Regions from separate parts of the Homo sapiens genome. Here regions 1, 3 and 4 are each linked to region 2. The links are chromatin loops, found by intact Hi-C in ENCODE. Cell type or tissue: ascending aorta. All regions are shown on one strand. Each heading gives the region's core, and the rest is flanking DNA. Links, peaks and the distances in the headings are about the cores only. Region 1 has its middle 15 kb from the start of CST3. Region 2 overlaps ACSS1 (acyl-CoA synthetase short chain family member 1). Region 3 overlaps ENTPD6 (ectonucleoside triphosphate diphosphohydrolase 6). Region 4 overlaps LINC03125 (long intergenic non-protein coding RNA 3125).

Region 1 (7,888 bases), core at 1,764-6,763, 1.4 Mb after region 2:
GTTCTAAAATCAGATTATACGTCCATTTGCACAATTTTGTGAATATACTCGGAACCACTGAATTGTATACTTTAAGTGGGTGAGGTATGTGAAAATTAAATGTCAGTAAAGCTGTTTAAAAAAGTTTCATCCCAAAGCTACATTTTACCTAAGGCAAATGTTTACTACCGCTTCTCTTTCAGTCCCAAATAATTTCCAGCCATATGTTCCAGTCAAGCCTCGACAAAATTAAACAACACCACAACTTACTCCAGTTACAAGCCAATGTGCAAATGCCCCAAACTTGACCATAAATTTACCACCCAACCCCCATCGTCTCATTCCCAGGAAAAACTAAACACAAGATCAACTCCCCTTGCAAGTTGAAGTCCTGACATTGAAGTCTAAAGAAATCACAGCCCACAATAAAATTCTTAAAGTGTACAAACAATTCTTCTCAAATTCTTATTTGGCTCAGTCTCAGGCTCTCAGCCACTGAGATCCCCCAGCCTTAGTGCATGCGTGACAGGTGACAGTGCAGTGCCTGTAGCCCATTTCTCACAGTGATTGGATGTATTTTTTAAAGGTAGAGAATCCCAAAGTGCAGTTCCTGGACCAGCAGCAGCAGCACCACCAGAGATCTTGTAAGAGATGCAAGTTCTTAGGCCACACCCCAGCCTGTTGAATTAGAAACCCTGGGGCGTGGCCCAAGAATGTGTGTTCACAAGCTGTGAGACAAAGTAGTAAACATGAGAAGCAGTGTGTGCTCATGCCTACTTGCAGTGAAATTTTGGAAAGTCCTTGATTCTTTCCTTGTGTTCAAGCCCCACTCCTTTCCTCTTCTTACGCAGTCACTGCATTTTGCCCAAGGGATACCCTAAGGAAGGATATAAATCAGTCACTTCCAGTCTGCTCAAGTCATGTGATGTTGAACAGGTCTTGTTTATTCTCTCACCCTGAGTGGGATAACTGTTTTCCATCAGAATGAGCACTGACCTGAGACACCGGTGACTGACTCCCCTTTGGTAGGTCCCACCTCTGCTCATCCTCTCTTATTTTCCTTGAGTTTATCAAGCACGTCCTCTTGAAGCTGAATCAAACCTGTATCTTCACCTACAGTGTCCGCATCACCTGAGAAACCACCAGTGGAGCTTCGATGATTTCACGTTGGTGAAGTTGGTCAGAAGACCTGGCCCAGTTGCTAAGACTGTGGTCCTCATTCCTGGGGGCACAGAATGAGGCTGGATAAGGAAGGTTAGGGGGCCATACTGGCTCATCCGCTTGTGTGAAGCCCTGTGGGCTCACTTCTCAGTGGGCTCCTTTCACTTGCATCCTTACGTGTCAGCATCTAACTCTTTTGCAAGGTAAGCAGTCCTACACGGTACCAGCCAACCGCCAGAGTCTTAAGTTCCTGATACTCAACGCAGCTGGGAAAGAGAACAAAAGCCCCTTGTTCATGAAGTAGCTTCCCTAATCTCCAGCCAATCAGCTCCAAAGCCCAAGAAGATATTAGCTACAAATTCCTACTTTGAGGGGAGTGGAGGGCTAAGAACTTCTCTGGGGTCCCACCTATGCAAGTAGGCTGAAGGTTTGGCTTATAGTGTCATTTCCCTCATCTTAATAGTAAAAAACACATTCCTAGGTGGAGATTTTATGTGCTGATGATGCACGTGATGCATGTTAGAGCACATAGATGCTGAGTGCATGTGTCAACCGCAAGTCCACCTTTGCATACTTGACCTCACCAGTATTTTATGAATGTGAATGAACAGCTCCCATAAAGGGAATTTCCCTTACGGCACTAGCTGCTGTTTCTTCTGAGCAGCCCCCTCTGCCTCTCAGAATGTAGCTGTTGCTTTGCAACAGACTTCTTTGCCTACTGTTACTTTGGACTTGCTCTCAAATTATTTTGTGTGGCGAAGTCAAGAACCTGAACCAACAACTATAAGAATCACCTGGATGCATTGAATGGATGCTGGTTCACAAGCCCCATCCAGACAACTAAAGTCACACGCCGCAGGTGATTCTAACAGTTGTAGGAAGCAAACCTTCAACTGTTCTTACTGGGAGTCCTCTTTGTGCAGACCTAAGAGGCTCCCCGCAGATGCCAGTAGCTCCCTGGATCCTACCTGCACCCCACCAACCCCCCGAGGTGTCATTCTGGCCTGTCCTCTGAGACCACTCTACTCTCCATCAGTGAGATGCCTTTGGCCCCATTCACTCTTTCTTTGTTTCTTTGTTTCTTTCTTTGTTTCTTTCTTTCTTTCTTTCTTTCTTTCTTTCTTTCTTTCTTTCTTTCTTTCTTTCTTTCTTTCTTTTTCTTTCCTTCTTTCTTTCTCTTTCTTTCTTTCGTTCTTTCATTCTTCCTTTTTTAGGCATAAGAATTTTGTTTTGTTTGTTTTTATTTGTACAAATTTATGGGGCACATGTGAAATTTTGTTGCATTTATATAAATGCATAGTGATTAGGTCAGACTGTTTAGGGAGTCCATCACCAGAATACAATACATTTTTGTTTAACTATAGTCACCCTACTCTGCTATCAAACATCAGATGTGTTTCTTCTATCTAACTGTACATTTGTACCCTGTAACCCACTTCTCTTCATCCTCCCCCTTCAGTGACTCACCCTTCCCAGTCTCTGGTATCTATCTTTCCACTCTCTGCTTCCATGTGATCAGACTTTTTAGCTCCCACATATAAGTGAGAACATGCGGTATTTGTCTTTTTGTGTCTGGCTAATTTCACTTTAGATAGTCCCAGTCAGTGTTTTCTAATTCAGCAATAGCTCACGTGTCTCTCACTTTTTCAGTGGCCCCTGCAAGAGAAATTGAATCAAGGTTCGTCCTCATCTCCCTCTCTGCCAGCCTTCAGAACCACATTGTGCTTTGTATCAAATTGGTCCCAGTCCTTAAGTTCATAGGGAAGTCTGTCTCTTCTTGCTGAATTAGTCAGTGTATTGATATGGTTTGGCTGTGTCCACACTCAAATCTCATCTTGAATTGTAATCTCCATAATCCCCGTGTTGAGGGAGGGACCTGGTGGGAGGTGATTGGACCATGGGTGCAGTTTTCCCCATGCTATCTTTATGATGGTGAGTTCTCATGCAATCTAATGGTTTTGTAAATGTTTGACAGTTTCTTCTTTACATACACTGTCTCCTGCTGCTGTGTGAAGAACATCCTTGCTTCCCCTTCACCTTCTGCCATGGTCATAAGTTTCTTGAGGCTTCCTCAGCCACGTGGAACTGTGAGTCAATTAAAACTCTTTCCTTTATAAATTACCCAGTCTCAGGTATTTCTTTATAGCAGTGTGAGAACAGACTAATACATGTATCAACTTGGTTTCTCCAGAGAAACAGAGCCAACAGGATATATATACGCACACACATCTATATATATATAAAGAGATTGTACCAATAGGATATATATTATGTGCACATAAATATACAATTATACATATATAACATGAAATGTATACATATATATTATGTACATATATTAAGATATATTTATATTTATTAAGAGAATGTGTGTGTGTGTGTGTATATATATATATATATATACACACACATATATATGTAAAAAGATTTATTTTAAGGAATCTGTTTATGTGATTGTGGGGCCTGGCAAGTCCAGGATTTGTCAGGCAGGCAGGATATGTTACAGTCTAAAACAGACTTCATTCTTCTTCTGGAAATCTCAGTTTTTGCCCTTAAGTCCTTCAACTAATTGAATGGAGTCCAGCCACATTATCTAAGGTTATTTTCTTCACTGAAAATCAACCGATTGTACATGTTAACAATATCTACAAAACACCCTCATGACAACACACAGATTGGTGCTTCACCAAACAACTGGCACCATGGCCTAGCCAAGTTGGCACAAAAAATTTAGCCATCACAGCTGGTTTTCCTCTCTCGTTTTTACTTTTTCTCTGTTCCTGTTTTGAAAGTGAAACTGAAGCATGTTTTCCAAAATGCTCTCGTTCCTGCTTAATTTCCCAAGCAAATATGATTCATGGGAACAGAATGTCCAAAGCACGGGCCCTTCCATTCATCTTCCCAGCCTTTAGCTTTTCAGTGATACCACTGGGATGAGAATAAATTCTCTTCATAAGAAAAGCAGGGTATGGGCAATGGAGCTCAAAGCCTCTGTGGCTGCAGTCCTTTGCTCTCATCTCCCTGGCCAGAGATGACTCACTCGGCCACACCCAGCTGCCAAGAGGCTGGGAACTGGTCTCCTGGGGGATGATACTGGGCAAAATCACAGCTCAGTAGTGCTATTGTTAAAGAAAGGAGAGGGAGCAGATGGGCCCAACTTTTATTCACATAAGTAAAAATATGAGAGTGTCTCTGCTTTCTATAGTCTGTAAGTTATACTTCATTGTCCATGAAACGAAACAGAACTGACGTTATGTGAATGCAAAATGCATTTCCACTTTTTATTAAAAAGTCCAAAAAAAAAAAAAAACAGATACTGCTGAGAATGCAGAGAAGTAGGAATGCTTTTACACTGTTGGTGGAAATGTAAATTAGTTCAATGACTGTGGAAGACAGAGTGGTGATTCCTCAAAGATTTAGAACCAGAAATACCGTTTGACTCAGCAATCCCATTACTGGTTATATACCCAAAGGAATATAAATCATTCTATTATAAAGATACATGCACTCATATGTTCATTGTGGCACAATAGCAAAGACATGGAATCAACCCAAATGCCCATCAATGATAGATTGGATAAAGAATGGTACATATACACGATGGAATACTGTGCAGCCATAAAAAGGAATGAGATCATGTCCTTTGCAGAGACATGGGTGAAGCTGGAAGCCATTCTCCTCAGCAAACTAATGCAGGAACAGAAAACCAAACACCACATATTCTCACTTATAAGTGGGAGCTGAATAATGAGAACACATGGACACAGGGAGGGTAACAACACACACTGGGGCCAGTTGGGGGAAGGTGGGATGGGGAGAGCATTAGGGAAAAGAGCTGATGCATGCTGGGCTTAATACCTAGGTAATGGGTTGTCAGGTGCAGCAAACCACCATGACACATGTTTACCTATGTAACAAATCTGCACATACCTGTACCCTGGAACTTAAAAAATAATAATAAAATAATTTTTAAAAAAGAACCTGCCCTTATGATCCAATAACCTCCCACCAGGTCCCTCCTCCAACACTGAGGATCACAACTCAACAGATTTGGGTGGGGACACAGAGCCAAACCATATCAATAATAATATAAAATCAAAAAGGGCACTAGCACTATCAGCAGAATGAAAAGGCAACCCACAGAAAAGGAGAAAATATCTGCAAAATTACATATCTGACAAGTGGTTAGTATCCAAAATATATAAGGAACTCCTACAACTTGACAACAAAAACAGAGCAAACAACATGACCAAAGATGGGCAATAGGCTTGAATCGATATTTCTGCAAAGATACATGCATGCATGGCCAGTACACACATGAAAAGCTACTCGACATCACTCATCATTAGGGAAACACAAATCAAGGCCATAGTGAGATACCCTGTTACACCCACGAAGGTGGCTGTAATTAAGAATGTGTAAAAATTAGTACTCTTCTTCACTGCTGGTGGGAATGTAAAATGGTGCAGCTACTGTGGAAAACTTACAATAGTTCCTCAAAGAATTAAAAATAGAATTACTGGTCGCTGCCAAGATGGCTGAATACGAATAGCTTTGGTCTGCAGCTCCCAGCGAGATTGACGCAAAAGATGGGTGATTTCTGCATTTCCAACTGAGATTCCTGGTTCATCTCATTGGGACTGGTTGGACAGGGGGTGCAGCCCATGGAGAGCAAGCTGAAGCAGGGTAGGGCGTCACCTCACCCGGGAAGCACAAGGGGTCAGGGGATTTCCCTTTCTTATCCAAGGGAAGCCGTGACAGACTGTACCTGGAGGAATGGTACACCCCTGTCCAAATAATGCACTTCTCCTATGGTCTTCGCACCCGGCAGACCAGGAGATTCCCTCCCATGCCTGGCTAGGTGAGTCCCACACCCACAGAGCCTTGCTCACTGCTAGCACAACAGTCTGAGATCGACCTGCGGAGCTGCAGCCTGGCAGGGGGAGGGGCATCTGCCATTGCTGAGGCTTGAGTAGGTAAACAAAGTGGCCAGGAAGCTCGAACTGGGCAGAGGCCACCACAGCTCAGCAAGGCCTACTGCCTCTCTGGACTCCACCTCTGTGGGCAGGGCATAGCTGAACCAAAGGCAGCAGAAAACTTCTGCAGACTTAAACGTCCCTGTCTGACAGTTCTGAAGAGAGCAGTGGTTCTTCCAGCACAGTGTTCAAGCTCTGAGAATGGACAGATTGCCCCCTCAAGTGGGTCCCTAATCCCCGTGTAGCCTGACTGGGAGACACCTCCCAGTAGGGGCCGACAGACACCTCATACAGGTAGGTGCCCTTCTGGGATGAAGCTTCCAGAGGAAAGATCAGACAGCAATATTTGCTGTTCTGCAGCCTCTGCTGGTGATACCTAGGCAAACACGGTCTGGAGTGGACCTCCAGCAAACTCCAACAGACCTGCAGCTGAGGGGCCTGACTGTTAGAAGGAAAACTAACAAATAGAAAGGAATAGCATCAACATCAATGAAAAGGACATCCACACCAAAACCCCATCTGTAGGTCACCAACATCAAAGACCAAAGGTAGATAAAACCACAAAGATGGGGAGAAACCAGAGCAGAAAAGCTGAAAATTCCAAAAACCAGAGCGTCTCTTCTCCTCCAAGGGATTGCAGCTCCTCGCCAGCAACAGAACAAAAATGGACGGAGTTTAACAAGTTGACAGAAGTAGGCTTCAGAAGGTCGGTAATAACAAACATATCTGAGCTAAAGGAGCATGTTTCAACCCATTGCAAGGAAGCTAAAAACTTTGAAAAAAGGTTAGACAAATGGCTAACTAGAATAAACAGTGCAGAGAAGACCTTAAATGACCTGATGGAGCTGAAAACCACAGCACGAGAATTTCATGACACATGCAAAAGCTTCAATAGCTGATTCGATTAAGTGGAAGAAAGGATATCAGTGATTGAAAGTCAAATTAATAAAATAAAATGAGAAGACAAGATTAGAGAAAAAAGAGTGAAAAGAAATGAACAAAACCTCCAAGAAATATGGGACTATGTGAAAAGACCAAATCTACATTTGATTGGTGTACCTGAAAGTGATGGGGAGAATGGAACCAACTTAGAAAACACTCTTCAGCATATTATACAGGAGAGCTTCCCCAACCTAGAAAGGCAGACCAACATTCAAACTCAGGAAATACAGAGAACACCACAAAGATACTCCTCGAGAAGAGCAACCCAATTGTCAGATTCACCAAGGTTGAAATGAAGGAAAAAATGTTAAGGGCAGCCAGAGAGAAAGGTTGGGTTACCCACAAAGGGAAGCCCATCAGACTAACAGTGGACCTCTCAGCAGAAACCCTACAAGCCAGAAGAAAGTGGGAGCCAATATTCAACATTCTTAAATAAAAGAATTTTCAACCCAGAATTTCATATCCAGCCAAACTAAGCTTCATAAGTGAAGGACAAATAAAATCCTTTATAGACAAGCAAATGCTGAGAGATTTTGTCACCACCAGGCCTGCCTTACAAGAGCTCCTGAAGGAAGCACAAAACATGGAAAGGAACAACTGGTACCAGACACTGCAAAAACATGCCAAATTGTAAAGACCATCAAGGCTAGGAAGAAACTGCATCAATTAACATGCAAAATAACCAGCTAACATCATAATGGATCAAATTCACACATAACAATATTAATCTTAAATGTAAATGGGCTAAATGCCCCAATAAAAAGACACAGACTGGCAAATTGGATCAAGAGTCAAGACCCACTAATGTGCTGTATTCAGGAGACCCATCT
Region 2 (7,888 bases), core at 1,300-6,299:
AAGCAGTAGCGATTTTAGATAACTTCAGAAATAGTCATACAATTATAGATAGTGTCTTGCAGTTATTTTTCAAAGAAATTGGAAGGAACTTTGGACCTCCCCCACTCCCCGAAATTGTATATTACTTTGCTGGTTTAATTAAAATGAGTCACTTACTAGATAAGTGTTTTCTTTAACATTGAGTCAGCAGCAAGTGCCCTTGAACTAGTGGGAAAAAAACCAAACCCTTTGGTTTGCAGAGTTGGGGCAATGTGCCCTTGAAGGAGACTAGAGCAGCTTGCCCAAGGACAGAGGTGGAAAGTGACCTGCTCTGGACTTGTGAGGCCAAGGTCATGGGGAACATTCACAGTTGGCCTGTGCACACTTGCAGCCCCACTCAGATAAGACAGTGGGGCGGACCTCCTGGGGCCAACAGCAAGGACCTTCTGAACCTCGCTCGGTCAGGATCAGGGTGTGGTCAGCAAGCATTCTTCTGTCTCCTTTTCCTTCACTTATTTCTTCTGATAATATGGCCTTTATGGCTACGTTAGCCAGAAATTGAGCTTCAGAAAACTAACTTGAAAAACAGCTTTTCAGCAGCTTTCTCCCCTGGGATGTGCGTGCCCTCCTGTTCATGGGTCAGCAATATCTCTTTCCTTTGCCGGTGTCTGCAAACCATAGAGAAGACAGTATGAAAAAGGGCCAGGCCAGGCCATGACTCTTCTGGGAGCATCTAGAAAGTCGTGGGATGGATGAGAACACTTTGGTCTGATCTGTCAGCTGTGTGTGATAAAGTCAGATGGCTTGTTCCAAAGGAATATCACTCTTGAAGAAAGCTTCACCTCACCCCCTCAAGAATACCAGTGGTTCTCAACGCATGGTCTTCAGACCTGCAGCATCAGCATTACCTGAGAACTTTTGAGAAATACAAATTCTGGAGCCCATCCTGGACATCTGGAATCAGAAACCCTGGGATGGGACCTGACACCTGTGTTTATAACGAGCCCTTCAGATGCTCCAGAGGACACTCGGGCTTGAGAACCACTGGCCTGTACGCCTCAAACCAGGGCAGATGAAGGCACTTCTAAAACAGAATTGGGATTAGTGTCCTGGCCTTGGCCCTATTAAACAAACAGCAAGCAAATGATGGGCTGTGGATGGCGCAACACAGTTTCGTGGCTCCAGGTGTCTTTAGAATCATGACTCGGGTTGATTTCTTGCTTTCCCTGTACTGTACTTTGCATGTTTCCTCATCTGTAAAACAAGGGCCGTATGTAACTGAATTCTGTCCTAGTTACTATTGATGTACATCAAACCACCCCTAAGTTTAGTGACACAAGATAACAACAATTTTATATTCCTCGCAGAGTCTGTGAGTCAGGACTTTGGACAGGGCCCGATGGGGATGACTCATGTCAAAGGGCAAAATTAGGACAAATTTAGTTTAAAGACCTTACTTCACTTTATTCGTGATTATAGAATTGGGAAACACCCCATTCCATAAAACAGAAGGAATGTTTGATGAGCTGAACAGAGGAGGATGGTTTTATAGACAGAAGGGGCTGAAGGATGCAGACATGGAGAACAAAAAGTGGACTGGTTATTTCAAAGCTACTTTTGTTGTAAAGGTGAAAGTGGAAGGAGCTCCCTTATCATGCCAGCTTGTTTGGAGATTTAGCTATCTTTCACTCTCCTTGTTTCTTAGAAGGTCGGATAAACAACTTAGTTTCCATTTGGTGACACCGCACTTTAGCAAGAGTGACTCCATTTTTGTGTGATCTATTGGGCCTCATGCAGCTCAGTCCAGACCAGTGGCCTCCTATACATTTTATTTAACACTTGCTCCTGCTCCTCAGTGTCTGAGGTTGGAGTCATCTGCCTGTTTCTCACTCCCAAGTCTGGAGCCTTGTTTGGGACAACTTGCAGGCTGGCTTCAGCCAGAACTGTGGCCCAAAGCACCTCCTGGGGCTTGTCACAGCATGGTGGCTGGGCCCAGGCAATTTCCTGCAACCAGAGGTCCAAGAGACCAGCACAGATGTTATCAGGCATCTTCCGACCTGGGGAAGGGGACCTGAGTGTTTGCACCTGTTTTGTTATCCATGGGAGTATCTATCAGCACACCCATCCCAGGGCTGTTAGAATGAAATGAGGAAATGCTTGTAAGGCACTCAGCACTTTCTTAACACATTATACATCCCCAGTCACTGACTATTTGTTATTTATTAATGAAGCATGTGGGGAGGCTGTGACCTTGTGCTTGGCCTTCGGCAGTGCTGCTGAGAGAGCTGAGCTTCATCTGAACTGGACCACATGGGCTTGCATCTGATCAGCCTGGGATAGGTGGGGAATAGGCTTCGGAGAGCATGCAGGTGGCTGAGGTTGCTTTCAAAGCTCCACAGTATCCTGCCCATCCCACAACTCCAATAGCCAGTTGAGGTTATGGTGTCTGAGACTCACTGGGCAGGGTAGACAGAGTGTCTGTGCCCTTCTGTGACTTGCTTCTATTGTGTAAAACTGCCTTGCAGAAGGTTCTTTGGAGAGCCAGGTTCTAAAAGGGATTCTTTCCCACCTGTGAAATTTGGCTCTGTCCTTTGTAGGGCTCTGCAGCTCTTTTTGCCCTGTGGCATATCAACTCAAGATGTCAGGAAGTTGTAAATGCAGAACCAGAGGGTAATGACATGTGTTGCTTTCAAAACACACAGCTAAGCTCTATTTTTAAAACCCCCAATTTTAAGTGATGTTTTTCAGTGTGTGTACTCTTAAGCAAGAGTGTAAAAATCCTCTTTGTAACCAAGCATTGAGCACTGGGAAATTTCTTGGATGCTTTTTGGAGATTAATTGCAGGAACAGAGGCCCTTTTGCTGTAGTTCCTCTGTGTTTGCTGTAGTTTCCTCTCTGTGGCATGCCTCTAATCGTTCAGAAGGCAGGACACTGACAGCGGCAAGACGCTGTGCGCCTGTGCTTCATTTTCCTCCTAGTGATTCCAGTGATTAAAGTAACTTTTCTAAGGTTTTTCAGGGAACTCTACATGAAAAAGGAACCCCTAATCTTAGGAGGAGGATCCTCCCGAGGAATCCAAGTCCTCCCCAGCTGTCAGGGGCACGACTTACTTTAAATAACAGATGCTTTGGGAAAATTGTCCAAAACAATTTTTGTGACTGACGTAATATCTCAAAGCCTGCCAGGGAAGATTGCTATTAAAAGAAAGTCCATTGTGGGCCAGGCGCCGTGGCTCATGCCTGGAATCCCAGTACTTTGGGAGGCTGAGGTGGGCAGATCGCTTGAGCCCAGGAGTTTGAGACCAGCCTGGCAACGTAGTGAGAACCCCATCTCAAAAAAAAAAAAAAAAAATTAGCCGAGCGTGGTGGTGCATACCTGTAGTCCCAGTTACTTGGAAGGCTGAGGTGGGAGGATCCCTTGAGCCCAGGAGGTGGAGGTTGCAGTGAGCTGAGATCACGCCAGCGCACTCTAGCCTGGGCAATGGAGTGAGACCCTGTCTCAAAAAAAAAAAAAAAAAAAAAGCTCATTGTGAATAGTAACTCCGTATTCAAATTGAATTTCTGTATGCTGGGTTCCACTTTCAGTTAGGGTGTGTGAGTGTGAGGGATGTATTTAAATAAGCAACAAGAGTACTTGAAAATTCGTACGTGTGTGTCAGGATTGTAATGGAAATCCCAATACTCTTATAATGCCTTTTTAAAACAAAATACCAAACCCCTGCCCCAGCCACGGGCATTGGCCGACTGCGTCCAGCTGTGTTAGGCCCTGGGTGGGGCCCTGGGCATCTGTGAGCGAGATGGAGCGCCCTGGCTGGCCGGCCCTCAGCTCCGCATGGCTTGTCGCATCCTCATGGCACCAACATGAAGTGGTTGGTGGTCCCATTGCACAGATTTGGAAATAAAGGCTCCAATTCATGTACAGCAATGAATAATCCAGAAAATGCTCAATACCACAGAGCCCACATTCTAATGAGGAGATGAACCATAAGTCAGTAAATGAGTAAGTCCACACTGAGGTGGGAGGGGAATTGTGATGTAATTCCCAACGCCAGTCTACATGATAAAGGAATCTTAGGGACACAGTCCCTGCCCTTGGGGAATGGCATTGTGCCCTGTAATGGGGACCACCAGGGAGCATGGGGCAGTGTGAAATGGTGTGGGCCTCTGAGAGGCGAAGGACAGGTCATCCATCATGTGCTGGGAAACTTGGGAAAGGCCGGAAATAGGAGGTGGAGTTTCAGCTACACTTTAAATTGCCATGGGTCCTTGCCCAACTCTTCTTGGAAATGCTGAGAAATGGAATTTTCTTGTCTCACTGCCCATTTCTTTGGGCAGATTTTTTTTTAAACTTTCTTTTCCTCCTCCCTCTCTTCCCCACTTCCTTCCTCCTTTCCATCCTTCCTCACCTTCTTACCTCCTTCCTCCCCCTCCTTTCTACCTTTTCATCCTGAAATTGAAGCACTAGCAGGAACCATAACTATGTGCGAAGAGCCATGTGCACATGGGTGTTAGGGCCACTGTCCCCCAAACCCCACATGGAGCTTTCTTCAGGTGCCTGTGTGGTCTGAGCACCAGCCATGGTGGCCAGAACAAAGATGGGGGAGGGTTGTTCTGTTTGCCTTCTTGGGGGACACCTTGACTCCATCTGACCCACAGCCAGAAACAACCCAATGGCACCTAGTCCTTCCAGTCCCACCCAGACCAAGGATCATTATACCCACTCCAAGGATTAGGAAATGGGCTTGGATTAAATGATATGTGCATTGTCTGTGGTTAGTGAGTGGCTGGACAGGGGCTGGACTTTAGACCCTGAGTTTTTAGTGGTGACTCCAGGCTGCCAACCAGTGGCTCATGAGGCTGGCAAGTATGTGTAATCACCCCTGTCCCAAAGGAAAAAGAAAACCATTGGAAATCTTGCATCTGCATAGAAAGGGGATGTGCATGTAGGTCCATGTGCACACATCGTCAGAGTCGGGTCCCAGGACCAGCAGCGGCTGCATCACTAGGATCTTGTTAGAAATGCAGATGCCCAGAACGGGGACGGGGCACACTGGCTGCAGCTAACACGTCCTCTGGGGACTTCTGATGCCACTCAAGGTTGAGAAGCACTGATTTGGGCCAAAAAAGAGAATGTCTTCTACTTAAGGGATGAAGCCACAAAGACAAGAAGAGGTCTGCTCCCTCCCTTGGGCATGAGGGGACCACCTGGTGCCAGTTACACCTCAATATGACCCTTTGGCTCGAGGACGCAAGTGGTCTGTTCCTCAGCTCTGTGCTCTGGACCAGGCTACCTGAACCCAGACCTGAGCAGGACACTCAGCCCTCGCCCTAGGGAGCGCAGCAGGCAGTGAGCATCTGGAAGAGTTGGGGGATGCGCAGGGTCTGGGACAGTGAGGTGCTCGGGAGAGTGAGCGCCTTGGGCTGAGAGCTGCAGTGTGGGTGTGAGGAGGGCACAGTGCCCCAGGCAGGGAGAAGCCACAGCAAAGGCCTGAGGGCAGGGGAGCTCACCAGATGTGGCCCGGTCAGCAGGGAGAGGCAGGTCATTGGGGCCTTGGTGGCCACTTTTTGAGCACCTCTGCATGTGGCGAGGCACCTGGGGGACACTGTGTTTGGGGCTCTGTTCTGATCTGCTGGACCCAGGCCACCTGTCAGCCCTGGAAAGACAGGGACACAGGGCTTATCTCACGGGCCACCCAGCCGCACCTGGGTGCTGTCCATCCTGGGGCTGGCCTGCCCCTCTCCACCTTCCTCACCTCTGCCTTCCTGCTTGGTATAAAATGGTGCAGGATGTCCTGCTGGGCTGGGAGGCTGTGAGGGCCTGTTTGAAGTTGGGCAGTCACTGTTTCTGAGAAGAGTGTCCTGGTGCCCTGGCTGCTGTGGGAGCAGGTGAGGCGATGAGATGAATGCCAAGGCGAAGTGTCCAGCGTGGTTCGAGCCCTTCCTGCTTCATCTTGGCTGGGGCCTTGGGCAGGTCACCAGGCCATGCAGAGGGCGTTTGCTCATCTACACCTGGGCAGGCCACTCTTCCGGGGGGCTCCAGGGTCAAATTTGGAGTGGAGCAAGTATGTCAGGCAGAGCTTTTCAGATATGAGAGTGGGTTCACATCTCCTGGGGCTTCTTATGAGGCTGGTTGGGACTCAGCAGGTCTGGGTGGGGCTGAAGATTTGCATTTGTGACCAGCTCCCGGGGGGGATGGTGGGTGCAGACAGTGTCGATCCTCAGCTAGACATTCCCAGGCTTGTCATAGCATCATAGAGTCACTGGAGGTGACAGGCAGGCAGCGGGGTGTAGGACTCTCTGTGTAGGGATGGTCTCCTGCTGATTGTTCAGAAGCCAGAAGTCCATGGCTTTCATGTGAAAGCTCTCGATTTTTAAATATTGGACTGGACTCACACACGCATGCCTGCACACCCTGGTCAGGGTGGTTAGCACAACTGTATGCTGGACTCAGCCTAGGGACCACGTTGGCTAATATCTGCTGTACCCGTGTATTAATTTTCTCCCTGGCAGTTGTGTTGTTTTTCCATCTCCTTCAGGGTTTACATGTTCCTGTCGCCTGCCTGAATTGGCCTCACTATTCTTCTCAACTGTTCTGTCTTCCGTCTGTAAGACCAAGCCTGATTCATCCCTCCTCCCCAATTCCCCCACTACCGGCAAAGCTCGCTTCCCTCCCACTTGTTGCATAGAGCAGTTCTTCACCGCCTGGTGAAGAACTGGACTGTTACCGGGGGACTTTGGAGGGTGGGGCGGTGGGACAGACTGTGGAGCCAATCTGCCTGCGTTGAATCCAGCTCTGCCTCTGTGTGACCTTGGCCAGGCAGCTTAACTTCTCGGGGCCTCTGTTCTCCCATCCATAATGGGAGATGCTGGTGGTGCGGGCGCTGTCTCCGTGGAGGCTCTTGCAGTAATTATTGTTTCAGCCCCAGGCTGCTCTTGACTTCCCAGGGTTTGCCTTCCCAGGGTAAATTCAGCTCCAGTGCCCTGTTTGGACAAGTGTCATGAGCCTGCCGCCACCGGCCTTGTGTGTTTGGTCACTTTTGCATGTTTCTTACGTTTGCATCTGTCTCCTGCACCCATGGCAGGGGCTTCGAATCTGCCCTGGCATTTCCCTCAGTGTTCAGTGTGGGGCCTTGATCAGGATTGGCACCCAGGACTGGTTGGGTTAAACCATCTCAGGGTTGTATGCTCCTTCTTTTTGCTCCTAAGAGACTCCCCAACACCCAGCAAAACATTGTGGGGTTAATGCTACACTTGGCATGACCACAGTGAACAGAGGTTAGCACCCCCAGCTCCCCAACACACACAGAGATGTTGTGTAAATTCAGGTCTGCCACTGATCCCCTTCTTAGTTTGTCTTCTTGTTTTTATTTTCTTCTATTTTTTGGGCATGTCTTCTCTTTTATTTTTCTGTTAATAGTAGTTCAAAGAACTTTCCTGTGTCTCTTACTAGTATTAGTAATTTTTTCCTGGAATCTGTCTACATTTGTTACATTTTTTGAGGTGTAATTTACAAACAGGCTACAGGGGTGACCCTGAGAGACCAGGTGGGTGGGTGCTGCTGCCCCCAAAACCATTCATGGGGCTCATGTCCCTGCATACCTGGGGACCCTCCGATAAGCCAGTGAGTGAGGAGAGCTGGCTTGAGGGTTGCCAGAAGGGGCTCAGCTTTGGAATCTAATGAGTAGTGACCAGCCTGCCAGCGGAGGGGCCCCGTGCTGCTAATCCTCAGTCTCACGGTGTGCCACAGAGCTGTTTCTGCCGGAGGGTCATGTGTGGGAGCTTGGGTAATGGAGAGGGAGGGAGCAGAGCCTTCTGCAAAACCAGGACATTTCCCCATCACGAGCCACTTCTTGGAACAAGGCTGGTTTACTGGGTGCTCGTGGAACACGTGGGGGAGTTGGGTCCTCGTC
Region 3 (7,888 bases), core at 992-5,991, 170 kb before region 2:
CTCAGCCTCTCAAGTAGCTGGGATTACAGGCATGGGCCATCATGCCTGGCTAATTTTTATATTTTTAATGGAGACATGGTTTCACTATGTTGGCCAGGTTGGTCTTGAACTCCTGACCTTGTGATCTGCCTGCCTTGGCCTCCTAAAGTGCTGGGATTACAAGCATGAGCCACTGCATCCAGACTCTCCTTGTTGCCTTATTTATTTGAGACGCAGTCTCGCTCTGTCGCCCAGGCTGGAGTGCAGTGGCTTGATCTCGGCTCACTGCAACCTCCGCCTCCTGGGTTCAAGCCATTCTCCTGCCTCAGCCTCCCAGGTAGCTGGGACTACAGGCGCCTGCCACCATGCCTGGCTAATATTTGTATTTTTAGTAGAGATGGGGTTTCACCATATTGGCCAGGCTGGTCTCGAACTCCTGACCTTGTGATCTGCCAACCTCAGCCTTCCAAAGTGCTGGGATTATAGTTGTGAGCCACCGCACCTGGCCTGCCTGTTGCTTTAAGGTAAGTCCTTGCAGGCCTCTGAGCTTGGGCATTTTAATTTACAAAACCATGCGATCCCTGGCTGTCCTCCCTGGTAGGTCTGCAGGAACTACAGCTCTGTGCCAGCTGAGCACTCGACCCTCTCGGAAGCCGTATTTAGAGCCATCCTACCACCCTGTGCTGTGCCATAAAACTTGGCTGTGGGCTCTTCTGACCTCTAGAGAGGCTTCTTGAAACAGGAGGCCTTATAGGGGGATGTCTGCTTCTGAACTATGTAAATCATGTGGCAGGTACTAAGATTCACAAGGCTGCACTTAAGCTCTTAAACGGAAACCTTTATCCACTGAATCAATAACAGGAAAATAATCAGAGGCTGTCAAAATGATAAAGCAGCAGTGAGGCCTAGAGGGAATTATTATTTCTCTCAACTGTGTAACTATTTTTGTAAGCATTACAAGCACACTGTTATGGAGATGGCTGATTCTTCAGTGGAGAGACCTGCCTTTGATAATGAGCACACGGCCTGATGTGATCAGTAAACATTCCTCTGGAAACACTTGCCACTTTGGGAGGTAAGGCAGCCCACTGTTTGGGTGTAGGAAGCCTGCAGAACCGCATCTGAGTGGGTCCAGGTAAGTCCCCAAGCTCCTGCAGGCCTGCTTCTCTCTCGGCGGCAGGGCGGAGATGCACGGTACCTACTTTGAGGCTGAGGATTCAATCTCTGACCACACAACGCACAGTCCAGTCCGCATCATGCCTGACACACAGCAAGCACTCCATAAACACGACTACCGTTATTCATTTACAATTAAGGAAGAAAGAGGTAAGTATGCTTACCTGACCATGATTTTCAAAATCATTTTCAAGCCGAATCCAAGAATCTGATGAGTGTGAAGACACTGGAAGAACCTGATCACGCAGGCTCCTTTCTCAAGCACCCCGATGCCCGCAGGTGAAGGGGCACATGCCAAGGACAAGCCCGCCTCAGCCCTGGACATCGTTCATCGCGCGAGTGAGCAATGCTTGAGTGAGAAACCTGACAGCGGTGTCCCCATAACTTCCACCGCCTCTGGAGCCACCCGGCAAAAGCCAGCGTCTGACAATCCTTCAGTAATAGTGAAGACACCTGTTATATTGCTGTCCAGCCAAAAGCTCCTTGTTGCAGGATGAACAGCCCCAGTTGTTTCAAACATGCCCCACATCTCATGGCCTCCACACAGGTCGTATTAAACACCTCTAACAGAGACTGCACGCCAAGTGTGGCTCCTCAAAGACCTTGCCTGGGGACTCTGCCACTGATGGCTGCGACCTGCACACTCCTGAGAGCTCCTTCCTGGAACTGCCTCATTTCTCTCATCATCCTTGATTTTTTGAGATGGAGTCTCAGTCTTGCTCTGTCACCCAGGCTGGAGTGCAGTGGTGCGATCTCTGCTCACTGCAACCTTCACCTCCCGGGTTCAAGTGATTCTCCTGCCTCAGCCTCTGGAGTAGCTGGGACTACAGGCATGCACCACCAGGCCCAGCTAATTTTTTGTATTTTTAGTAGAGACGAGGTTTCACCATGTTGGTAGGGCTGGTCTCGAACTCCTGACCTCGTGATCCACCCGCCTCAGCCTCCCAAAGTGCTGGGATTACAGGCATGAGCCACCACACCCGGCCATCATCCTTGATTTTATCCAAAAATGGTATTACCCTAGTCTGAATATCACATTTACCTTTTTTTTTTTTAATGAGATGGAGTCTCACTGTTGCCCAGGCTGGAGTGCAGTGGCGCGATCTCGGCTCACTGCAACCTCTGCCTCCTGGGTTCAAGCAACTCTCGTACCTCAGCCTCCCTAGTAGCTGGGATTATAGAAGCCTACCACTATGCCCGGCTTTTTTTTTCTTTCTTTTTTTGGTATGTTTATTAGAGACGGGGTTTCGCCATGTTGGCCAGGGTGGTCTCGTACTCCTGACCTCAAGTGATCCACTTGCCTCGGTCTCCAAAGTGTTGGGATTACAGGCGTGAGCCACCATGCCTGGCCACATTTGCCTTCTGATGACTCTGAAATGGTTCTAAAAATAAAATTCACCCTGCAACAATGATTTGTTGTGCCTGAACGTATTTAAAAATGTTAAGGTAGGGCATGGTGGCTCATACCTGTAATCCTAGCACTTTGGGAGGCCCAGATGGGCAGATCACCTGGTCAGGAGTTCAAAACCAGCCTGGCCAAGATGGCAAAACCCCATCTCTACTAAAGATACAAAAATCAGCCGGGCACAGTAGCGGGTGCCTGTAATCCCAGCTACTCAGGAGGATGATGCAGGACAACTGCTTGAACCTGGGAGGTGGAGGCTGCAGTGAGCCCAGATTGCACCACTGCACTCCAGCCTGGGTGACAAAGGGAGATTCTATCTCAAAAATAAATAAATAAAGTAATTAATTAATTAAAAAACAAGGCCAGGCACGTTTAGTTTCTTAACAAAAGTTAAGAAACTAAAATATAAAAATACCTTTTGGTTAACTTTTAAAACTATCTCTGTGGAGAAGCCTTCCTAATTATGACATGAAACCTAGAAGTCACAAAAAGATAAATTTTTGGACACGTTCTATCATAATGGGATAATTTCCTTAATAAATAAAGATCTACAATTAACAAAAAAATGATGACAATCTTATAGAAAATCGGCAAGGGATATGAACAGATGTTTCACGGAAATACAACTTAGATATACCCGATGAATTAGATCCATGCATATTAAAACTACCAGTTATCATTTTTTTAAATCTGCCAGAATGGCAAAGATTAAACTGGCTGTAGCTGTTAGGACATGGGGGAGGCCAGCACCGATGCTTGTCCAGTAGGATTGAAGGCAACGTGGCAACGTCTGCTTATGCCCTGAAACTCACTGCCCTGGGATCCTGCCATCCAAACACGGGGACTGCAGGACTGAGGCAGCTCAGTGGGCAGCAATGGGTGCTAAGTGATGTGGGGTACGCGGGCTGGGGTGGCATGTGGGGCGTGTGAGACCTGTCTGAGCTTGTCAATGCACACATCCTGAGGGAACAGAATTTTCAAGCAACCCTAGTTTGCTTCTTTTACGATGTGCACGTGTAGCTATTTTTGACAAATGAGAGCCTACTTCATTATCACAAAAGACACTCAGAGAGAAATGACTTGCATACTTTGCCGGGCCCAGAAATATTCCATGACTTATTTGGTGCACTTTTGGAAAACTTCCAGTTGTTTGCCTTTTTCAGGCATGAGGTCACCGACCTTCTTTAAATGGACCAAATTGATTTTGGCTTTACCTTCATGCGTCTGATTCTCAGCCTCCGGAGTTCTTTAAATATTTAAGCTGGTGGATATTATGGAAGTAAAGGCGCTGGTGGGGACCCAGCCCAGGCGGGAGGGAGGAAACTGTTCCTCTTTTTGTCTTTTGTCCTTTCCTGCTCTGTGCAGGCCTCCACCACGTGGCTCCATCAGCATTCGCTGCAGCCCTGGGAGGCCCTAGGGCCAGATCCTGTCCTCCTGTGACAGTTGGTTGGGGGGGGCTTCAGGCACAAGCACTCGGGATGTGGGCTGGTCTGCAGTTTCCCTGGCATGCGACACCTTTGGGACGCTTCCAGACCAAAACCAGATCCTTGCTGAACAGAATGACATGGGGACTTGCAGCTCACTCGAGGTTATGTGCCCAGGCCTCACCTGGCCGTGCTGTGGGCTGCTGGCCTGGCACAGGAGGAGCTGTGCTCAACAGACGCTGGGAGGGCCGGGGCCACCAGCCAGACCCTTCACCAGCCCCAGCCCCCAGGGGCCCTCCACTGCTGTGTCCTCGAGAGGGATGTCGACAGGACTGGAAATACGCCACCCCCTTTGGCAGCTTTTCTAAGGTTTAGTAAACAGGGATCTCAGGTGCCAGGTGGGCAAATGCTACTGTCGCTCAACGAGAGGAATCCCAGAGAAGGAGAAGCCCCTGTCAACCTTTTATTGGGAGTGGAACACATGAGGTTCAGCTCGTGCCGGGCACTGTACATTCACTGAAGCAGCTCAAGGGGCTCAGCCCCGACACTGACGCCACACTGAGCAGGATGCACGGCCCGGGGCTCACACTGTCCATGGAGGAGGTGGGGTCAGCCCGAGGTGGGCGGATGGTGGCCCGAGACACCGAGAGCTTGGTTCTGGGACTGTGGCTCAGCTGACCCGTGGCACAGCTGCACCTAAGACATGGCCCTGGCTAGGCGGGAACAGCTCACAGTAGCGATACATTCACAGGACACAGTTGGTGTCCAGAAAAGGGGGCTCAGAACACAGTTTCTACACAAGCACTTGGCACCCACACGACAGAGACGTCACTCAAGCAGCACAGCCACAAATAGTTTACAGCAGCTCATGCCCGGCATCCGCCCATGCTGGGAGACTCCCTGAAAGGTGGGCACCTGCCGTCTATGAGGAGGTGTCTCCCTCCATCATTAACCCCAAACCACACAATGTGTGAGGAGAGCAGGCCTCTGGGTGAACTCACACATTCATACCCAAGGAAGAGGCAAACACACTCAAGTCCAGAGTTCCCAGTGGTGCCGCCCAGACCTACTGTCCCGGGGGTGTTATGGCTGTCCCTCGGCTTCCCCAGAGCAGCCAGGACAGCCTGCACCGCCTCCCAGACTCTTGCAGGAAGGGGAGCTCTGCCCTGGGGAGGAAACTGACAGGCTGGGAGACAAGACTCCCATCGCAGGGACATGCACAGCAGCAGCCACAGCCCCGCGGACGGGGCATGGGGATGGGACAGGCAGGGAGCCACACTGCCCCCTCAGTGTGTGCCTGTGGTTCTGTCCTGGTCCTGCCCACTTGGAGCCCAGGCAGACAGGTGGCATTGAGCAGGGCCCAGGTCCAGACAGCCCTCTGGCCAGATGTGACTGGAAGAGGCTGATGCCAGGGCAGCACCAGGCCTTCTGCAAGTCCCAGAGCCAGTGTGCAGAAAGTGCCAGCACGGCCTGTGCTGTGGCTCCTCAGGATGAAGTCACGTCCAGGACAGGAGGGTTTATGCAGACACACAGACACTGCTGACGGGGACAGGGATGGCTCGGCCACTATGAGGCTGGACTCTTCTGTCTGTTCAGGGAGTCGATGTAATGAAAAATGGCCCCCAGAGCCCAGCTGGTCTCAACATTGTCAATTTTCCGAGTGAGCTTGAAAAGACAGAGAGGGAGAGGGGACCATCACACAGACAGGAAAGCCTTGTGCATCAGGAGGCTGTGGCTCCTTGGAAGCCAGGGATGGGCTGGGGGACATGACCCCAGCAACTGGAGAAGTGGTTCTAGGCCCCTCACTCCATAAAGGGGCTGGGGCGTGACCTGAGGGCACCCTTACCTTCAGCACTTTGCTCCTGGGAAAGCCGAACTCCTGGAGTAGCAGGCTGACGTAGGTGAGGTCCATGCATGAGAAGGGGCTGCTCTGCGGCTGTGTCTCCAGGGTCCGACACACTGGGGATGAGACACGTCCCTTCACGCTCCAGGTGACTCCCACCTGGGGGCGGAGGGGCAAGTGCAGACCCCAATTCCACCCACTACAGGCACCCGCTGGCTCCGCACTCCGGATTCACAGACAAGGCCGCAGCTGAGCGCAGAAGGCACCCAGTGCACAGCACAGGCAGGTGGGCGGCAACCCCGGCTGCCACTGGGTCTGGGCTCCAAGGGGATTTGCACGCCTGGTGTTAGGGTCATGGGCCAATGTCTCCCAAGCCACATTTCTACATCTAAGACCCTGGACACCTCTCCCAGGTGTCAAGCTGCATAAAACCTAAGCTTTCTGGGGAAAGAAAACACCAAAGCCAGCTCAGAACAATCCACTCCTGCTCTTGAGGAAGGACAAATCCACCAAGAGCTGTCCTGGGATTCTGCTCAAAGCCTTTTCCTGCTGTAGTTGTGGATACCCAGTGTCCATGGGCACAAATGGGAAAATGACACAAAAGCTTTAAAAAAGCCACTTTTGGGGGAGGGGAAGGGTAGTACTTTTTCTGGAAAGATGTACAAATTTGAGCTCTTTGGACCCACACATTGGGAAGGGCAACCAAGAGCAGGACATGTTCACCAAGGCTTGGCTGCTGGGCCAGGCGTGAAGGAGACAGTGGAGAGGCATAGTGTGTGGCACAGGGTCTGCTGGGCTGGTCACCTGCGACCCCGGGGACAGCCCTCCACCCCACATCCCAGGCTCCATTCTGTAGGGCCTTGGCTTCTTAAGGGTTGTGTGACAATCATGAACTTACTGGGACATCCCAGGGGAAATCACTCTTGGGGTTACCCTAGTAGCAGTAAAATGGCATCTGAGGAAGTGGAATCGAGGGACCCAGTTCCTCACGACCCCATGAGGGTGGGACAAGGACGGTGGTCCTTTCTCAGCTGGGGCCGAGGCCCCTGCCTGTGGCCATTGTTTAGGAGGGGCTACACCCAGGAGAGTCAGGGCCAGCGCCTGCGTCACGAGCATCACGGGGCGCCTGCCCCTGCTGAGATGGCCCCTGCAGCATCACTCACCGTACTTGGCTGCGATCTCGAAGTCCCCCACCACCAGGCTGCCTCCCTTCTCCGCATCTGTGGGAGACACAACACCCAGTCTGCAGGAGCACTGTGAGGTTGGCGATGCCACTGAGACGTGAGGCTGGCACGGGGAACGCCAGCCCAAGAGCCCCAAGGCACTGACTGGCTTCTGAGGCAGGCCCTCCAGCTGTAGGCGGCACTCACGTGCTCTGAGGACGGCTTCTGGGTGATGTGGTGTGGGGTGGGTTTGGGGGCTGAGAGGGTCACCCCACAACCCAACCCTGCAGTGTCCCCCGAGAAAGCTCACCAGGAACCCAGGACCCCAAATTGAGTAAAATTTTAAGTTAAGAAAAATAAAAGTAGAGAAATTGAAATGTTTCCTGAAGCCATAGAACTGAGCTCAGCAACAGTATTCTGGTATCAGTTTCCTAAATGTAAAAAAAAAAAAAAAAAAGTTCTTGAAAAATACACTGAGGGGTGGTTTATTGGTGGCCTTCCACCTTGACCACCCACCTTCCACCCAGGCCCAGTCAGTGGTAGCTTTGTCAGCACAGAGACCCGCCGGAGGCTGCAGGGCCCAGAGAGCCGGCACCGTGTCAGCTTATTTAAAACAGTAGTGTTCTTATCCGTACCACAGGCCATACATTCTGATGATCTCACCATGATAGTGACTCTGCAACCCCCTCCAGAGTTCCCACACAGCCTGACCACCACTAGCCTCAGCAAACTCTGAATACCTTTTTCCGCCCTAATCTGGCTTCCTGGGCTGTGCAGGGTGAGTCAGAGAGACTCCACATTCAGTGAGCTGATCCCTCCCATGGGTACAGGGCAGCCACCTGCAGGTCACAGGAGGCCTCCTGTAGCCAGGGCTGCAGGGTAGGGCAGAGTGGCTGAG
Region 4 (7,888 bases), core at 1,393-6,392, 1.9 Mb after region 2:
CTCCATGCCGTCTGATGAAATCTTTATGGTATTGATGGCAGAGTAGACACTCTCAGGAGCAATCCTGGGCCTTTAAAGGGGAGAGCTCCTTGGAGAAACCCTCCCTTCAGTGGGGGCTTTGCAGGCAGGTTCTTGGCCATGCAGTGCCTGATGGGAAAGTGTACATTAAAGAGCTCTGTCTCCCTAAGGCTGCAAAGTCCAAAGTCCAGGGAAGAGCACAAAAATTACCAAGGTGTTAAGACCTTCCTTCCTTCCTTCCTTTCTCTTTCTTTTTCTTTCTTTCTTTCTTTCTTTCTTTCTTTCTTTCTTTCTTTCTTTCTTTCTTTCTTTCTTTCTTTCTTCTTTCTTTCCTTCTTTTTTCTTTCTTTCCTTCTTTCTTTCTTTTTCCTTTCCTTCTCTCCTTCTTTTCTCTTTCTTTGTTTTTCCTTTTTCTCTCCTTTCTTTCTTTCTTTCTTTCTTTCTCTTTCATTTCTTTCTCTCCTTCCTTTCTTTCTTTTTTCTTTCTTTCTTTTCTTTCTTCCTTCCTTCCTCTTTCCTTCTTTCTTTCTCTCTCTCCTTCCTTCCTTCCTTCCTCTCTTTCTCTCTTTCTCTTTCTCTCTCTTTTCCTTCCCTTCCTCCCCTCCCCTTCCCTTCCCTTGCTTTCCTTCCTCTTTTGTGCTGCAGGGCAAAATTTACTTCTGCAGAAGGGTGCTGCCTGCATCAATCATGACTGCAAAAGCACACAGAACAACGGAGAGTAGCGGTTTTTATTCCTAACGCAGATTCTACCTCTGTGTCTTTCCCCCATTGACTGGGGTTGGACCACACAATCTAAACTAGTCCTGATTGGCTAAACATTCAAACTTTCTTAGATAAGGTAGGCACGTGATAGAAGAGCCAGGAAGAGGAGGAAAGGGTCATCTGAGGGGGGACTAGAAAGCTAACCTATTCCCACATAAGGGAAGGAATGTGGACTGGGGCTTCTCATGTCTAGGCATGTTTAGACAGGTTACTGCACAGCAAAAGCCGGGGCAGGGGGAGGTGGCGGGTTACTCCGAATTTAGAGAATAAAGAACAGGGGAACTGGACAAACTGAAGAAGAACCTAGCTTTATCTAACACCTTCTTTTTCTCTTTTTTTCTTTCTTTCTTTTTCTTTCCTTCCTTCCTTCCTTCCATCCTCCTTCCCTCCCTCCCTTTCTCCCTCCCTCCCTCCCTTCTTTCTTTCTTTCTCTCTCTCTGTCTCTCTTTCTTTTGCTTTCTTTCTTTTTCTTTCTTTCTTTCTTTCTTTCTTTCTTTCTTTCTTTCTTTCTTTCTTTCTTTCTTCCTTTTCTCTCCTTTCTTTCTTTCTTTCTTTCTTTCTTTCTTTCTTTCTTTCTTTCTTTCTTTCTTTCTTTCTTTTCTCTCTTTCTCTCTTTCAGAAACAGGCTGGAGTGCAGTGGCGCAATCATAGCTCACTGTAACCTGGAACTCCTGGGCTCAAGCAACCCTTCTGCCTCGCCTTCTAAAGTGCAAGGTTACAAACATGAGCCACTGTGGCTGGCTGTGAACTTCTTTCACAGAAACACATTCCCAACTATTGTTGTGAAGTGGGCAGGGAGTGTGGAAAGAAAGGGCTGCCTGCTCTCCTCCCTGCTGGGTGTGAAAATCGTAGAGGACCAGGTATCTGATTGGAAACTCTGATCTGGATGCCACCAATGGACTTGTTTTTAAACTTCATTGTCTTTCAGCATCTGGGAGTTTGGCCTTCCAAACCTTGTTAGAGCTGAGTCCAGAGGGAATGGGACTGGCACAATGGACAGATTTCTGTTTTTCATTTCAATTCAGCAAGCTTGTCCTGATACAACAGTCACTCCTCCTTGGGTCTCTTAATTCCCATCCTTACCTGCAGCAGTTCAGATGAGGAGTACACTTTCAAGTCCAAGGGTTTAAATGAGATGACCTCTGTTAGAGACTAAATTCTGTCTCCCCTAAAATTCCTGTGTTGAAGCCTTGACTCCTGGTACCTCAGAATGGGACTGTATTGTAGATAGGGCCTTTAGAGTGGTGACTAAGGTAAAATGAGGTCATTGGGCTGGGTCTTAATCCAATCTCAGTGGTATCTTTAACAATAAGAGGAGATTAGGATCCAGACACACAGGAAGGGCCCTGTGAGGACACAGAGAGAAGATGGACGTTGGCAAGCTGAGGAGGGAGGCCTCAGAAGAAACCCACCCTGCTGGCACCTGGATCTCAGACTTCTGGCCTCCAGAATTGTGAGGAAATCAAGGCCTGTAGTTGAAGCCACACAGTCTACCCAGCAGCCCTAGCAGTCGCACACAACCTCTAACATGAGGAGTGGATGTGGGTGCGTGGCCTGCACTGGGGTTCTGGCCTCTCAGGGCATGGGCTGAGCATGGGAGAGCTGTCCACTGATGGTGAAACTGTTTCTCAGTTAGAGGGCCTTTTTCTCCTCTGGGAAGGGGAGAATGTCAGCCTGCTGTTTCTGAAGACCTCTCCCCTGATCTTGCGGTGCCAGGCTCTGTCTGACTTGCTTTGAGGAGATTTGCTCACCTGTCCTCTGTCAGACCTGGGTGGAAGAAGGAAAGTTCAGAGCTGATGTCAGCACCGATTCACCTAAAGCACTGAGGGGCTTCGCAGATTTCTGTCTGATACCTACTGGGAGTGGACAGAATACAGGCTTGGGGTGGGGGCTCTGCTTGTTTCTCCTAATACGGTGATAGAATAAGGAAGGCATTCTGCTAATGTCTAAGCTGTTCCTAAAAGACCATTTTAACCGCCTTAACACTGAAAATGCTTTGCACCATTCACGTTGAAGGCTAATGGTGAACAGGGTAGCAACAGGTAATATTTTTTTTCACTTTAAAGGAAGAAAGAAACACAATTTCTAGGAGGTAGTTATGTTCATCATTGCATTTTTTTAAGATTATCCATGAAAATTTTAATAGCATTCTAATTCTAACATAGCCTTCAAGATGAACACAATTGACATTTTTCATCTATGGGGAAATGAAAATTATAACACAACCTAGAAAACCAGTGCCGCCGATGGCCCATGATTCTTCTTCTGTCACTTTGAGGTTGGGATGCCACCTTTGGAGATGCCTTGAGAGAGACTGTGGCAGTGCGGTGGATCTGGGGAAGTCTCCTCCCACCCCTCAGATCCAATAAGCTCCCAGGCACATCCTCTTCCCAATCCAACTTCCAAAGAGAAATCCTAGACACTGCCCAAGGCTCTGAGTTTAGTTCTAAGTACATGTCCATTTTACTTTTTTTCCCAAAATAATAATTTACCATTCACTGAAGATTGCTTATATATGAACCAAATGCTTACATTTTATTCTTAATTGAAAACAGAAATTGGCCCAACCATTACTTAAGTGGGATATGATTAATGCTTATCAGCTAAGCATTAATATCCCCCAAAGCTCGATGCTGAAGCTGTTAGTCAGCTCACAGCTCACAAGGTCCTGTGCTTGGAGAAGGTGGCTGGAGCTGGCTCAGTCGGCTCTTCCTCCATCGTGCGGCCCTGTCCCCGGGGAGGCATAGGCGTCAGGGTGAGCCCATGATGCAGAGCCGGTGCTTCTGAGCAACAGTTGCTATTTTTAGCTGGTCTTAGCTAAGTGACCTCGCAGCAGGTCAGGCTGGAGAGTGGACCCTGAGCCCTTCAGATAGGAGAATGACATCAGTGAGTGACACAGTGCAGCTGCAGGCGAGAAATACAGGGTGTTCCTAATGCCAGTGCTTCCTGTATGAGGAGGCACTTGCTTCCTGTAGGAGGAGGCACCAACAGATGCTGTTTGGTGGCACTTGGCACATAAAGAGATACTTCCCAAAGATAAAACCCTGGCCAGGAGCTTTAAGACTATAATAAAACTGTAAGATTGTTAAGTAGTCAAGATGAAAAATGATCTTTTCCTAGTATTTTTATGGTCCCTCAGAACGAGTGGGCCCCTGATAACACCGCTGCCTCCTGCTGCCCGGGCTGGGTCTTCATTGCCTCCTTGATGGAAACTCGGGTGTTGCTGTGGAATTGAGATGCTGTAAACACAGGATCCAGTGATGGCTTTCGGTGTGCATGCTGCCCTGTTGCCTTCCACTGTGTGAGTCAGGGCAGGTCTGTGACCCACATGCTGTGGTGGAAGGGACCTGGGCCTGTGGCTGTAGAAGGCCTGGCCACCTCCTACAGATAGAGCTCCTATTTGTGCTCTGGGAGTGCTGAGCTGCCATGTAATTAAAAAGTCCACATGGAGAGGCCACGAAGAGAGGCAGAGACCCTGAGATGACGCTGAGGGTCCTGGCTGAGTGCAGCCTCCTGGCCGTTCCCCAAAGCACTGGGCCTCTGAATGAGCCATGCTTGGTGTCTCACCCCATTTAAGCCCCCCTGTGACGACGCCACACAGTCACATCAAGCACAGCAGAAGGACCACACACTCAACCCATGGTAGGGAAGAAGAATAAACTGCTGTTTTAAGCCACTAAGTTTTGAGGTGGCTTACTTCACAGCAAGAAAAAATGGAGACTATTACAGATGAAACAAAGTCAAGCCTAGGGCCAAGTCGAGCATCATGGCCAGCACAATCACAGTCAGCCTAACTATCCTGCCTGTTCATGCTGGCTTAGGACATGTGACAGTTCCAACCCCCAGCAAGGGGCGGGTAAGTTCCTGGGTCAAACAAAAGGTGAGGTCAGGTCAGCAGGGGTCTAGGCAGGTAGCTCTCATGAGGGTAACGGATTTCCTCCACCCACCAGGATTCCGGCAGGCACAAAGGCCCAGGGCATGATCCCGCTGGGTAAGGAGTTTCAGGGGAGACCTCCAGAGGCCCAGCCTCCCTGGTCTTGGGAGGCCCCCACAGCAAGGGAGGGCCCTCTCTCATGCCCAGTGCCTAAGAAGCAAGGGTCAATTCCTAAGAGTTCTCAGTGGCCACTGCAGAGAGCAAGGCAGAGGCAGGGTGCCTGGAGTGTGTGTGAGATTCCTCCATGGTCAGCACCATCCTTTTTCTCTAACTGAGCAGCCTTCAAGAGTTGAGCCACAGGAAGCTTCAGGGCTGCCTCTGTCCTCCCTGGCCCCAGCAGGGAGTAGGGAAGACTCTGGCCTGACGGGGAGGAAAGGGCAGCAGCTTCTCTGCACCCCGTGAAGGATGTCTCTTTCACTGTGCAGAAAAGAGAGTGGTTTCACTGTGCTCTACTCACAGGAACGGGCCCCTCTTCCTCCTGGGGCAGCCTATGGGAAGAGGGGCAGGCACCTGCCACCCACTGGCTGTCATGGCACCAGAAGGTCACACTCCAGTGGCAGGAGAACGATGGGCACTGCCCCATCCCTCTCTTAGCTTCAAGGCCTGCCCTGGGTGTGAGGGGCAGTACACTGCTGATGGTGCTGGCCCAGTAGCATTGTGCATCCCATGCAGCCCAGCCCTGGCATACAAGCCTGGCACACAGGCACCAGACCTAGCTGCTTCTCCAGTCACCTGCTTGCCTGCTGTGGGGCCTCAGGGCACACTCTGCCCTCACCCATTTTAGGAGCTGCCTCTTCCTCAAAGCCTTCTGAGTCCTCCCCTTCCCTTATGGGTGAGCCCCTCCCTGCCCCTGAGATCTCTGGGGGCACCTGTGCGACTTCTTCCCGAGGTGCCCTATACAACCCCTTGCCTAGTAGATTCAGCTGTGTTTTCTCAGACACCACAAAAGGCTTGTGCATTCTCTCGGGAGCCAGCCCTGGCGGCCTGGCAGGAGGAGCTTGGAGCTCTGTGTGCTGAGGAATCTGGAGCTCGCCCAGGCTCAGGTGCAGGGTTCCATGACAGGCTAACCATGCCTGCTGGGGAGCAGGGGGCACAGCGGAGGGTCAGGCTTTGGGAATCCATGTCCCAGGCCATCGTCACAGCTACACAGCTTTCTTCTTTCCACTTCTCCCTCAGATTTTCTAGCCTTTAAATAGGGTTCCTACAGATGAAGAGAAATGTCCCAGATAGAAACCCCACTGCGGAAAGTGATCCCCTCCCTCTGGGAAATAGAATCTCTGAAGAGGATCTTAGGCAGGATGGCACGCTGTGAGTTCAATCAGCTTTCTCAAGTGTGGATCTCAGGTGAAAACCAGGCCAATTCTCACCACACATCAGGGTCTAGGCTCCGTTTCCTGGCAGTGAGTCAGAGGGGTGACCCGAGGCTAAAGGCAGGATGGCACCTGGTCTAAAAATGGCCATGGTTAATCCTCAGGGTAGCAGCAATGGCATTTTTTGAAGAGTCAGGCCAGGGTAAATAAACTCTTGAGATGTAAATGTTTAGTCTTCTTTATTTCTGCCCATCTTGAGCAGAGCCGGGCCCTAAGCTCTGAGCAGGTTTAAATTCGCACAAGTGATAGGTCCCCCCTGGAGATCCTGCATCCCAGGTGCACTCAGCCCTGGCCTACAGTTCTCCTACAAAAGGCTTGTTCCTAGAGGACATTCACACATCAGAGGGAGAGTTAAGCAACATCATTTATTTGACTCTTCACTCACTTAGCAAACTTCGACTGAGAGAAGAAATTGAGTTTGTTTGGGAGCTGGTCCCAGGGAGCAGGAGGAAGAGGAAGAGTCAGACAGGGAGGAGGCAACACAGGGTGTGTTTCTGGGCCTTTGAAAGCACGCAGATTGCCTCTCAGAATTGTCCCTCTGAAGGACGAGGCCATATGCACTAGCTCCTACCTTGGGGACACTGGTGCCCTCCCCCAAATACCCTTCAGGTGGTGCCTGCACTCAGGCTGAGGAGGAGGATGTCACGGTGTAGGTGCAGGGAAGGGTGCTATCAGGAAGCACAGCTGTGTCCACCACAGCTGGGGGCCACGGGCCTGCACCTCCACACAGGTGTTGGCTGCTGCAGCCTGGGATGGTCCTCTCTCTCCAGCCCCAGGTCCCTGTGGCTGGGCCATAGGAGTCGCTCAGAAGACTTCATCCCAAACTCACAACTACCATCCTCATCTGAACCTTTGGAAGTCATGAAAATGTGGAAGCACTGGCTGGAAGTTAGCAAGCAGGTTATTATCGAGGCAATGGCTTATGCCGTCTTCCTGGGACCTCCATGTGGAGGAAGCCGGGGCTGCAGCAAGACCTCTGTCTTCGCCCTCGCTGTGGGTCTTGGATCTCACCAGAGCAGGAATCCTTTCAGACCATGGTTTCCTGGCTTATTTGTTTTGTAAAAAATCTGCTAAAGAGGGACTAAGAAGATGTGAAAGCCACATCCACGTATTTTAAAAGTTGCACATATTTTAAAAGTTGCACATAGAACAGGGAGGAGCTTGTCCTGTGTATCCCAGAGGATAAAGCTAGGGACAAGGGTGCTCTGTGTGTGTATGTGTGTGTGTGTGTGTGTGTGTGTGTGTTGTTTTGTTTGTGGTTCTCTGTGTCATCCCCATAGGATTTGAGAATGAGGGGAAGTAAAGGAAAACAAAGGAACACTTTAGATTGTCCTCTTGAAAACTCATGGATTTCCAAGCACTGTGCTAGAAGCTGCCACATCAGCATCTTCTGGGAACTTGTTAGAAAGGGAAATTCTTGGGCCCACCTCAAACCCACTGATTCTCATACATGCTCAGGTATGAGAATCACTCTTCTAAATATAGGAAAAGATCTTTCTAACAGATATCATTGACCAAAGTTGCAGTGCCTTTCCTCATGAGGTGGTGAGTGCTACTCTTCTGGAAGCATTCAAGAGAAGGAGTAACCATTAGTCACGCATGTTGCAAAGGAAGTGAACACAACAGGTACAGAGTTCAACTGAAGTCACTTCCTTGGTTGCTCAGTATTTTAGCAAACATTTACTGACCAGCAGTACTGGGCACTGTTCACAGTGACAGGCGACAGGAATAGAAATCCACAGAAGCTCCCCGTTCTTGCCTGCTCCGAAGACTGAAGTCCAGCAGTCTCTCATGCTGTGGGCCC

Evidence for each region. A loop is a pair of places that touch in the nucleus more often than their neighbours do. Peaks named below come from ENCODE experiments on the same cell type or tissue, not always from the same donor. Only the 100,000 strongest peaks of a DNase experiment are listed, where the experiment ranks them.
Region 1: a loop joins it to region 2, with 4 times the contacts of the local background. A loop is called at or near these places in 6 of 110 quality-filtered maps.
Region 3: it touches region 2 in a loop (4-fold over the local background); 4 of 110 quality-filtered maps call a loop at or near these places.
Region 4: it touches region 2 in a loop (4-fold over the local background); 2 of 110 quality-filtered maps call a loop at or near these places.

The regions. Positions count from the first base shown.
Region 1 is chr20:23,619,248-23,627,135 of GRCh38, reverse strand. It overlaps a transcript of CST3 not described here. Among named protein-coding and RNA genes, the nearest start is that of CST3, 15 kb to the left of the region's middle. RefSeq lists a silencer at 4,125-4,335. In ascending aorta, for the core only: no CTCF peak of the experiment used is centred there; a DNase peak (open chromatin) is centred at 4,045; H3K4me3 peaks cover 1,089 bases; H3K27ac peaks cover 2,333 bases.
Region 2 is chr20:25,048,673-25,056,560 of GRCh38, reverse strand. All of the region lies in intron 1 of ACSS1 (acyl-CoA synthetase short chain family member 1), which reads left to right. Among named protein-coding and RNA genes, the nearest start is that of ACSS1, 5.5 kb to the left of the region's middle. In ascending aorta, for the core only: no CTCF peak of the experiment used is centred there; DNase peaks (open chromatin) are centred at 3,200, 4,160, 4,960 and 5,310; H3K4me3 peaks cover 1,843 bases; H3K27ac peaks cover 5,000 bases.
Region 3 is chr20:25,223,260-25,231,147 of GRCh38, reverse strand. ENTPD6 (ectonucleoside triphosphate diphosphohydrolase 6) reads right to left here. Exons shown (of 15, transcript NM_001247.5): 13 at 6,991-7,047; 14 at 5,831-5,943; 15 at 3,073-5,649. The coding sequence ends at 5,551. It overlaps LOC105372579 (a long non-coding RNA gene), which reads left to right. Exons shown (of 3, transcript XR_001754564.3): 3 at 1,350-1,863. Among named protein-coding and RNA genes, the nearest start is that of PYGB, 21 kb to the left of the region's middle. RefSeq lists silencers at 565-614, 7,064-7,245 and enhancers at 795-874, 7,296-7,888. In ascending aorta, for the core only: no CTCF peak of the experiment used is centred there; DNase peaks (open chromatin) are centred at 3,414, 3,727 and 3,887; H3K27ac peaks cover 5,000 bases.
Region 4 is chr20:23,148,299-23,156,186 of GRCh38, reverse strand. It overlaps LINC03125 (long intergenic non-protein coding RNA 3125), which reads right to left. Exons shown (of 6, transcript NR_199692.1): 1 at 7,773-7,888. Among named protein-coding and RNA genes, the nearest start is that of LINC03125, 4.1 kb to the right of the region's middle. RefSeq lists enhancers at 4,958-5,941, 7,436-7,888. In ascending aorta, for the core only: no CTCF peak of the experiment used is centred there; DNase peaks (open chromatin) are centred at 3,096, 3,576, 4,066 and 5,736; H3K27ac peaks cover 5,000 bases.